3 separate regions of the Homo sapiens genome follow, and all the other regions are linked to region 1. Evidence: read pairs that join two places in POLR2A ChIA-PET (ENCODE). Cell type or tissue: GM12878. All regions are shown on one strand.

Evidence for each region. Peaks named below come from ENCODE experiments on the same cell type or tissue, not always from the same donor. Only the 100,000 strongest peaks of a DNase experiment are listed, where the experiment ranks them.
Region 2: POLR2A ChIA-PET joins it to region 1 with 8 read pairs; 2 of 35 experiments call an interaction of 5 or more read pairs at or near these places.
Region 3: POLR2A ChIA-PET joins it to region 1 with 5 read pairs; 2 of 35 experiments call an interaction of 5 or more read pairs at or near these places.

Annotation. Positions count from the first base shown.
Region 1 is chr7:2,070,914-2,073,413 of GRCh38, forward strand. The region is part of intron 11 of MAD1L1 (mitotic arrest deficient 1 like 1); the gene reads right to left. Among named protein-coding and RNA genes, the nearest start is that of SNORA114, 17 kb to the right of the region's middle. RefSeq lists enhancers at 1,296-1,445, 1,983-2,500. In GM12878, no CTCF peak of the experiment used is centred here; a DNase peak (open chromatin) is centred at 1,328.
Region 2 is chr7:2,180,263-2,182,762 of GRCh38, forward strand. All of the region lies in intron 10 of MAD1L1 (mitotic arrest deficient 1 like 1), which reads right to left. Among named protein-coding and RNA genes, the nearest start is that of MAD1L1, 51 kb to the right of the region's middle. In GM12878, no CTCF peak of the experiment used is centred here; DNase peaks (open chromatin) are centred at 1,389 and 2,339; H3K27ac peaks cover 1,795 bases.
Region 3 is chr7:2,395,848-2,398,347 of GRCh38, forward strand. No RefSeq gene overlaps it. Among named protein-coding and RNA genes, the nearest start is that of CHST12, 6.5 kb to the right of the region's middle. In GM12878, no CTCF peak of the experiment used is centred here; no DNase peak of the experiment used is centred here.

The DNA of each region.
Region 1 (2,500 bases):
TGGGCAGTGGTTTGGGGAAGGGAAAGCTTCATCCTGGGGCTGGTGGATGGTGCTTTCTTGGGCAGTGGTTTGGGGAAGGGAAAGCTTCATCCCAGGGCTGGTGGATGGCGCTTTCTTGGGAGGTGGTTTGGGGAAGGGAAAGCTTCATCCCAGGGCTGGTGGATGGTGCTTTCTTGGGCGGTGGTTTGGGGAAGGGAAAGCTTCATCCCGGGGCTGGGGGGATGGCACTTTCTTGGGCGGTGGTCTCCACTGGACTCATGTTTGAGTGAAGTGAATACGGGGTTTTTAACTGTAACTTAGTAGAAGTCTTGAAATAAAGGATAAGTTGAAAGTGAATGTGAATCCAACACTCACAGAACGTCAGAAGGGACTTGGTGGCGGTCCTGACCCAGCCAAGCATGGCGGGAACCCCAACCTGGCCACCCTCAGCCGGCCCCAGCAGAAGCCACACAAGCCCACAGACTGGGGCCAATGTACTGGCGTCCAGGACGCGGGCGTCTCATTTCAGCCGCGTGTGATCTTGTGAAATATGTAACTGATCGTCAACCCATCTACCAGAACACAGCTCCTAAAACCCTCGGGCTTTCCCGACTGAGGCCTTCCATGTGCCAATGACTGACGGTGGCTGCAGCCCCTGGGCAGCTGCAGGATGGGGCGGGACACCAGGAAGATCGAGGCCGGACTAGAGGCTCGGGACTTCAGCCCCACCCCTAAGCTGGGGAAGGAGAGGGGCTGAAGGCTGAGTGGTTCACCAATGAGCAGGGGCGGAGTCAATTATGTCCGCCTGACAAGGCCTCCATCAAAACCCAAAGGTTTCTCACCGGAGCAGGGAGCGCTTTCACTGTTCCTGGAGGGTGGTGGCCTCCATCAAAACCCAAAGGTTTTCCACCAGAGCTAGGAGAGCTTCCACTCTTCCCGGAGGGTGGCGGCCTCCATCAAAACCCAAAGGCTTCTCACGGGAACTGGGAGAGCTCCCACTGTTCCTGGAGGGTGGGGAGGGCACGGACGCTCTGCACCCTTCCCCCACATCTCGCCCTGCGCATCCATTCATCTGCATCCTTCGCAGTAAGCTTCATAATAAACTGGTGAACATACGTTTCCTTGAGTTCTGTGAGACACTCCAGCAAATTTATCAAACCCAAGGGGAATCCCAACTGGGTGGTAGGAACCCCAGTTTACAGCTGGCCGGTCAGAAGCACACCTGCGGCTCGCGACCAGCACCAGAAGGTGGGGACTGAGCCCTCACCCAGGGTCTGACAGCACCTCCAGGTAGACAGTGTCAGAACAGAACTGAGTGAGACTGAGCTGAACGGCTGGTGTCCCAGGCAGAACCAACTGCTTGCTTGGTGGGTGGGGAAACACCCCACATCTGGTCAGAGTCTTCTGTGTTGACTGCTGCGACGTGAGAGCAGAGGAAACCGTTCTGAGTCTTTCCTATCCCATCAGCCGCCTCGGAAAGCCCTACACTGACACTGGCCCCAGGTGCAGCACTGGCCAGCGGCCCCCCTGCCCCCTCCAGGCGCTCCATAACCAAAAACGCAAGACAAAATAAAAAGCAGGCACAAAGCTCATGGGAAACACATATTATGAGGCTACTTTGGGACCCAGTTCAATTTTAAACTACTCATGGGCCAATTTAATACTCAAGGGCTGTAAAATCTACTCTTGAATCACTGAATTCAGGTGGGAACGTTCACAAGTGCTTTAAATCACGGCTCCGTGTGGTCATTTAACTAGAAGAACGCCACCATTCCCTGTACTCTGCTTCAAAGCCAGAATGTGCAAAGGCAAGAATGTGACAGGTGCTGTCTTTCAGGTGACAGGCACAGCACAGGCATCTGGCCAGAGAGAAGGGTAAGGGGCTGCGCTGGGAAGCACCCTCAGCTCAGCACAGGATGGCTGGGCAGCCTTGAAGGGGGCCCAGCAAACCCACACCCTGCATCCTGAGTGAGGGTGCGCTCACATCTGTGTGGGGGCACATGTGGGGCTGGAGTCCCCCCGCCACGCAGAGCAGATGTGAGTAACGCACACCCACAGGACAGTGGCTGTCTTGCTTCAGAGCCCAGGCTCCCGGCACTTGAGGACCAGGGCTCAGTGCAATAGAGCCAGGGGCCAAGACTGGGTCCCAGGAACTGGATGTGGCCTGAGCTGCTTCCCTCAGGCCCACATCCCACTCTCTGCAGCCTAGGCCGCCTCGGTGAGGCAGGACGGCAGGCACCGAGGCGCCCCAAGCCCGGCCCTCGGCCTGTAACAGTGGCTCAGCAGAACTAGCATATCCCTCCGCCACTGCTTAAAGGGTCTTTACCTACTCCTAGCTTTTAGAGTACTGAGATAATAATGCAAAAATAGCAAAGAGTAATAATGCAAAAACTCACTCTGGGATCAAAGGGGAAGTGTGGAAACAGCTAACTAGGCTTTGTTAAAGATCTGCAGGAGTGCTGTGGCCTGGCCAAGGACAGAGCAGTTCCCGACCCCTCGGACCCTTGCTGGCACCCAGATC
Region 2 (2,500 bases), 110 kb after region 1:
GCTCTGAGCAAGCAGGAAATGAGGGCAAAGGCAGAGTGGCCACCACCTGGCCCAGCGTGCACCGGAGCTCCTCATCAAGGACTCACCAGTTCTAGGTATCTCAGGAAATCTCTGGCTAATATTCATTCTGAGACTGGCCTTTGCTTAAGACCGAGCATCTAGCCTAAAGCATGCCGAACTTCCAGACAAGCATTAGAGGCAAACAAAAAACTGTCCACAGATCACAGAGACTTGATGGCCATGGTTAATTTACGACTGAGAGTTTTCAAATGTGAAATGTCTAGTGAGGTTTTGTAATAAAAATAGTGCAACTGTCAAGGAAACTGGGCTTGTTTCTGTAGCATCTGAAACAAAGCAAAATGCCAATGAGAAAATTAGACAAAATATCTCTGGGGATAATAATTGTTGTCAGATTGTTCACTGCTAACGTATAATATTAAACATTATCTTATATTAAATATAATATTAAATATTGATCTTGTATCCTGCAACTCTGTTGAACTTGTTTATTAGCTCTAATAATTTTGTAAATGTGTATTCTTTCAGTTTTTTAATGTATAAAATCATGTCTTCTGCAAATAGAGACAGTTTTCTTCTTCCTTTCCAATCTGGATGTCTTCTATTTCCTCTCCTTGCATAAACGTCCTGGGTAGAGCCTCCAGCACAATGCTGAACAGAAGTGGAGAAAGCACGTATCCTGTCTTCATTTTTCTTCTCTCTCTGCTTTATTCCCCTTACCGGAGAATCCTGACGGACCTATCTTCAGGTTTGCTGATTCTTTCTTCTGCTGCTCAAATATGCCGGTGAGCTTATCTACCAAATTTTCATTTCAGTTGCTGTACTTTTCATCTGTAGAATTTCTATGTGGTTTCTCCTTATAGTTTCTTTTTATTGATATTCTGCTTCTACTGATTGATTGCTTTCTCCACCATGTATGAATTATACTTTCTTGCTTCTTGCATGTCTTCCGAATTTTGCGGCAACTCTGGAATCAGATTCTCTGCCCTTGCCAGGGCTGGCTGCTGGTGCTGCCAGCTGTAGTTGTTTTTTACTTGTTTCATGACTTTTCTGAACTAATTCTGTAATGTTTGTGTCTCTGTTCTATGCAGCCACTGACGTTTCCACACGTTAGCCATGAGAAATACAAATTAAAAAGCACATAAGATTTAAAAAATGCTAAATATCATTAATTATCAGGGAAATGCAAATCAAAACCACAGTGAGATACCACCTTAATCCTGCCAGAATGGCCATAATTTAAAAGTCAAAAAATAACAGATGTTGGCGTGGATGTGGTGGAAAAAGGAACACTTTTACATTGCTCGTGGGAATGGAAACTAGTACAATCACTACAGAAAACAGTACAAAGATTCCTTCGAGAACTGAAAGTAGAGCTACCGTTTGAGACAGCAATCCTACAGAGGAAAAGAAGTCATTCTACGAAAAAGACACGTGCACACGCATGTTCACAGCAGCACAATTTGCAACTGCAAAGATACGGAACCAGCCTAAATGCCCATCAACCGAGTGGATAAAGAAAATGTGGTCTCTATATATATATATATATCATAGAATACTACTCAGCCATAAAAAGGAATGAAATAATGGCATTTGCAGCAACGTGGATGGAGTTGGAGACCATTCTTCTAAGCGAAGAAACTCAGGAATGGAAAAACCAGACATCTCACATCCTCACTTATAAGTGGAAGCTAAGCTATAAGGACACAAAGGTGTAAGAGGGATATAATGGACTCTGGGGACAGTGTACACTGCTCAGGTGACAGGTGCACCAAAATCTCAGAAACCACAACTAAAGAGCTTTTCCATGCAATCAAACACCACGTTCCCCAAAAACTATTGAAATAAAAAATAAAATCCCATTAAAAAAATAAACTACTACTGATATAAACAATGAAGATCATAAAATGTAACTGGAAATAATTTTTTGTCCCACAATAAGTCATTGTTTAAATTATGGTATATCCATCCAATGAAAAATCATGCAGTCATTAAAAAAAAAAATCCACTTTAAGATACCACTCCACACCCACGAGGCTAACCATAAGAAAAAAGACATCATAATAAGGGTTAAAAATTCAGAGAAACCGGAATCTTCATATACTGCTGGTGGGAATGTAAAATGGTGTAGTTACTATGGAAAATAGTTTGGCAATTCCTAAAAAAGAAAGAGCTACCATGTAACCCAGTGTTTCCACTCAAGAGAAGTGAAAAAAAAAGGTCTCATACAAATATCTGTACTTGAATGTTCGTAATAGCCAGAAAGTGAAACAACCCAAATGTCTACAGCTGATGAATGGGTCACTGAAATGAGCTCTGATGACACAATGGGGTATGACCACGTGCCATGTGGTGGAAGGGAGCGCTGATCCGTGCCACAGGGTAGACGCCCCTTGAGAACGTGCTGAGAGGAAAGCGCCAGCACAGAGGCCACCTATGGTGCGATTCCACTGATACACAACGTCCAGAACAGGTAAACCCA
Region 3 (2,500 bases), 320 kb after region 1:
GGGAGATGACTTCAAGAGGTTCATGTTGGCTGGTATAGTGGCTCACGCCTGTAACCCCAGCACTTTGGGAGGCTAAGGCAGGAGGATCACTTGAGGTCAGGAGTTCGAGGTTTGAGACCAGCCCGGCCAACATGGTGAAACCCCATCTCTACTAAAAATATAAAAATTATCTGGGCGTGGGGGTGGGTGCCTGTAATCCCAGCTACTCGGGAGGCTGAGGCAGGAGAATCACTTGAACCCTGGAGGCGGAGGTTGCAGTGAGCCGAGATTGTGCCACTGCACTCCAGCCTGGCCACACAGCGAGACTCTGTCGCAAAAAACAAACAAACAAAACAAAACAAAAAAAAGCATCCTCTGTTGCGACTATCAATACAACCAGGGTTCTGTTAATGAGGAAGGATAGGAGAATGGGTATTGGGCGAGCACGCAGAAGTCTCAGCCACCCTCCCCTTGTCACGGATGGCAAAGCTGAGGCCCAGAGAGGGATCCAATGTTCTGGCTCAAACACCAGCTCACAGCTTCCGAAAAATCAGGATGTGTGGCCCCTCTCATGCTGCCTCACCTTCCCCGGTCTCCTCCCAGGTTCCCGTCCCACCGCTCCTTGCAGAGCCAGGCAGATCACAGGACCTTTCAGAGATGCTCAGGGCACTCTGCCAGCTGCCTTCATGTTTCCCAGCTCTGCTGTGCTGATGCCTTTGTCTACGCCATCCCTTTCTGTCCCCTGCCCGTGCCTGGAAGACCCCGCAAACTCCAACTGACCGTAACCCTATCCGTCCTGCGGGAGAAGGTCCTTTCTGCTCTGGGCTTCTGCAGGGATGTAACCTCATCCCTAAAATAGGAGTGATGGCTGGGAGTGTGGCTCACACCTGTAATCCCATGGGAGGCTGAGGCGGGAGGCTTTCAGTCTTTGGTTGTTGTTTGTTGTTGTTGAGACAGGGTCTCATTCTGTCACCCGGGCTGGAGTGCAGTAGTGCAATTATGGCTCACTACATCCTTGACCTCCTGGGCTCGAGCAATCCTCCCACATCAGCCTCCTGAGTGGCTGGGGCTACAGGTGTGCTACCACATCTGGCTCATTTTTTCATTTTTATTTTTGTAGAGATAAGGTCTCACTCTATCGCCCAGGCTGGAGGGCAGTGGCATGGTCATAGCTCACCCCAGCCTTGAACTCTTGGGCTCAAGCAATCTCTCACCTCAGCCTCCCAAGTAGCTGGGTCTACAGGCATGCACCACCACATCTGGCTTTTTTTTTTTTTTTTTTTTTTTTTTTTGAGACAGAGTTTCACTCTTGTCACCCAGGCTGGAGTGCAATGGCATGATCTCAGCTCACTGTGACCTCTGCTTCCTGGCTTCAAGCTATTCTCTTGCCTCAGCCTCCAGAGTAGCTGGAATTACAGGCGTGCGCCACCACGCCCAGCTAATTTTTGTATTTTTGGTATAGATAGGGTTTTACCATGTTGGCCAGGCTGGTCTCAAACTCCTGACCTCAGGTGATCCACCCACCTCGGCCTCCCAAAGTGCTGGGATTACAGGCATGAGCCACTGCACTGTTGTTTTGTTTTTTTTTTTGTTTTTTTTTTTTTTTTAAGAAACATGGTCTCTCCCTGTAGTCCAGGCTGGAGTGCAGTGGTGCAGTCATAGAGCTCACTGCAGCCTCCAACTCTTGGACTCATGGGATCCTTCCACCTCAGTCTTCTGAGTAGCTGGGATTACAGGCATGCACTAACATGTCCAGCTAATATATATAATTTTTTTTCGCTCTGTCGCCCACACTGGAGTGCAGTGGCGCAATCTCGGCTCACTGCAAGCTCTGCCTCCTGGGTTCACGCCATTCTCCTGCCTCAGCCTCCCCATAGCTGGGATTACAGGCGTCCGCCACCACACCCGGCTACTTTTTTGTACTTTTAGTAGAGATGGGGTTTCACCGTGTTAACCAGGATGGTCTCGATCTCGGGACCTTGTGATCCGCCCGCCTTGGCCTCCCAAATTGCTGGGATTACAGGTGTGAACCACTGCACCTGGCCTATTTATTATTATTATTTTTTTTTTTTTGAGATGGAGTCTCACACTGTTGCCCAGGCTGGAGTGCAATGGTGCAATCTTGGCTCACTGCAACCTCTGCCTCTCAGGTTCAAGCAATTTTCCTGCCTCAGCCTCCTGAGTAGCTGGGATTACAGGCACTTGCCACCATGCCCAGCTAATTTTTTGTATTTGTAGTACAGACGGGGTTTCACTATGTTGTCCAGGCTGGTCTCGAACTCCTGACCTCAGGTGATCTGCCTGCCTCAGCCTCCCAAAGTGTTAGGATTACAGGCGTGAGCCACCACTCCCAGTCTCCTCTGGGTTCAAGACACAAACATCCAGTGGTCTCCTGACAAGTGTGATGTCCTGTGGGTGTCTCTACTCAGCACATACAACACCAAGTTCACAAAGTTTGCTCCCCAAAACCGTTCTCCTCTGTGGTCTCCTATCTCTCATGTGGTACCACCATCCACTCCAC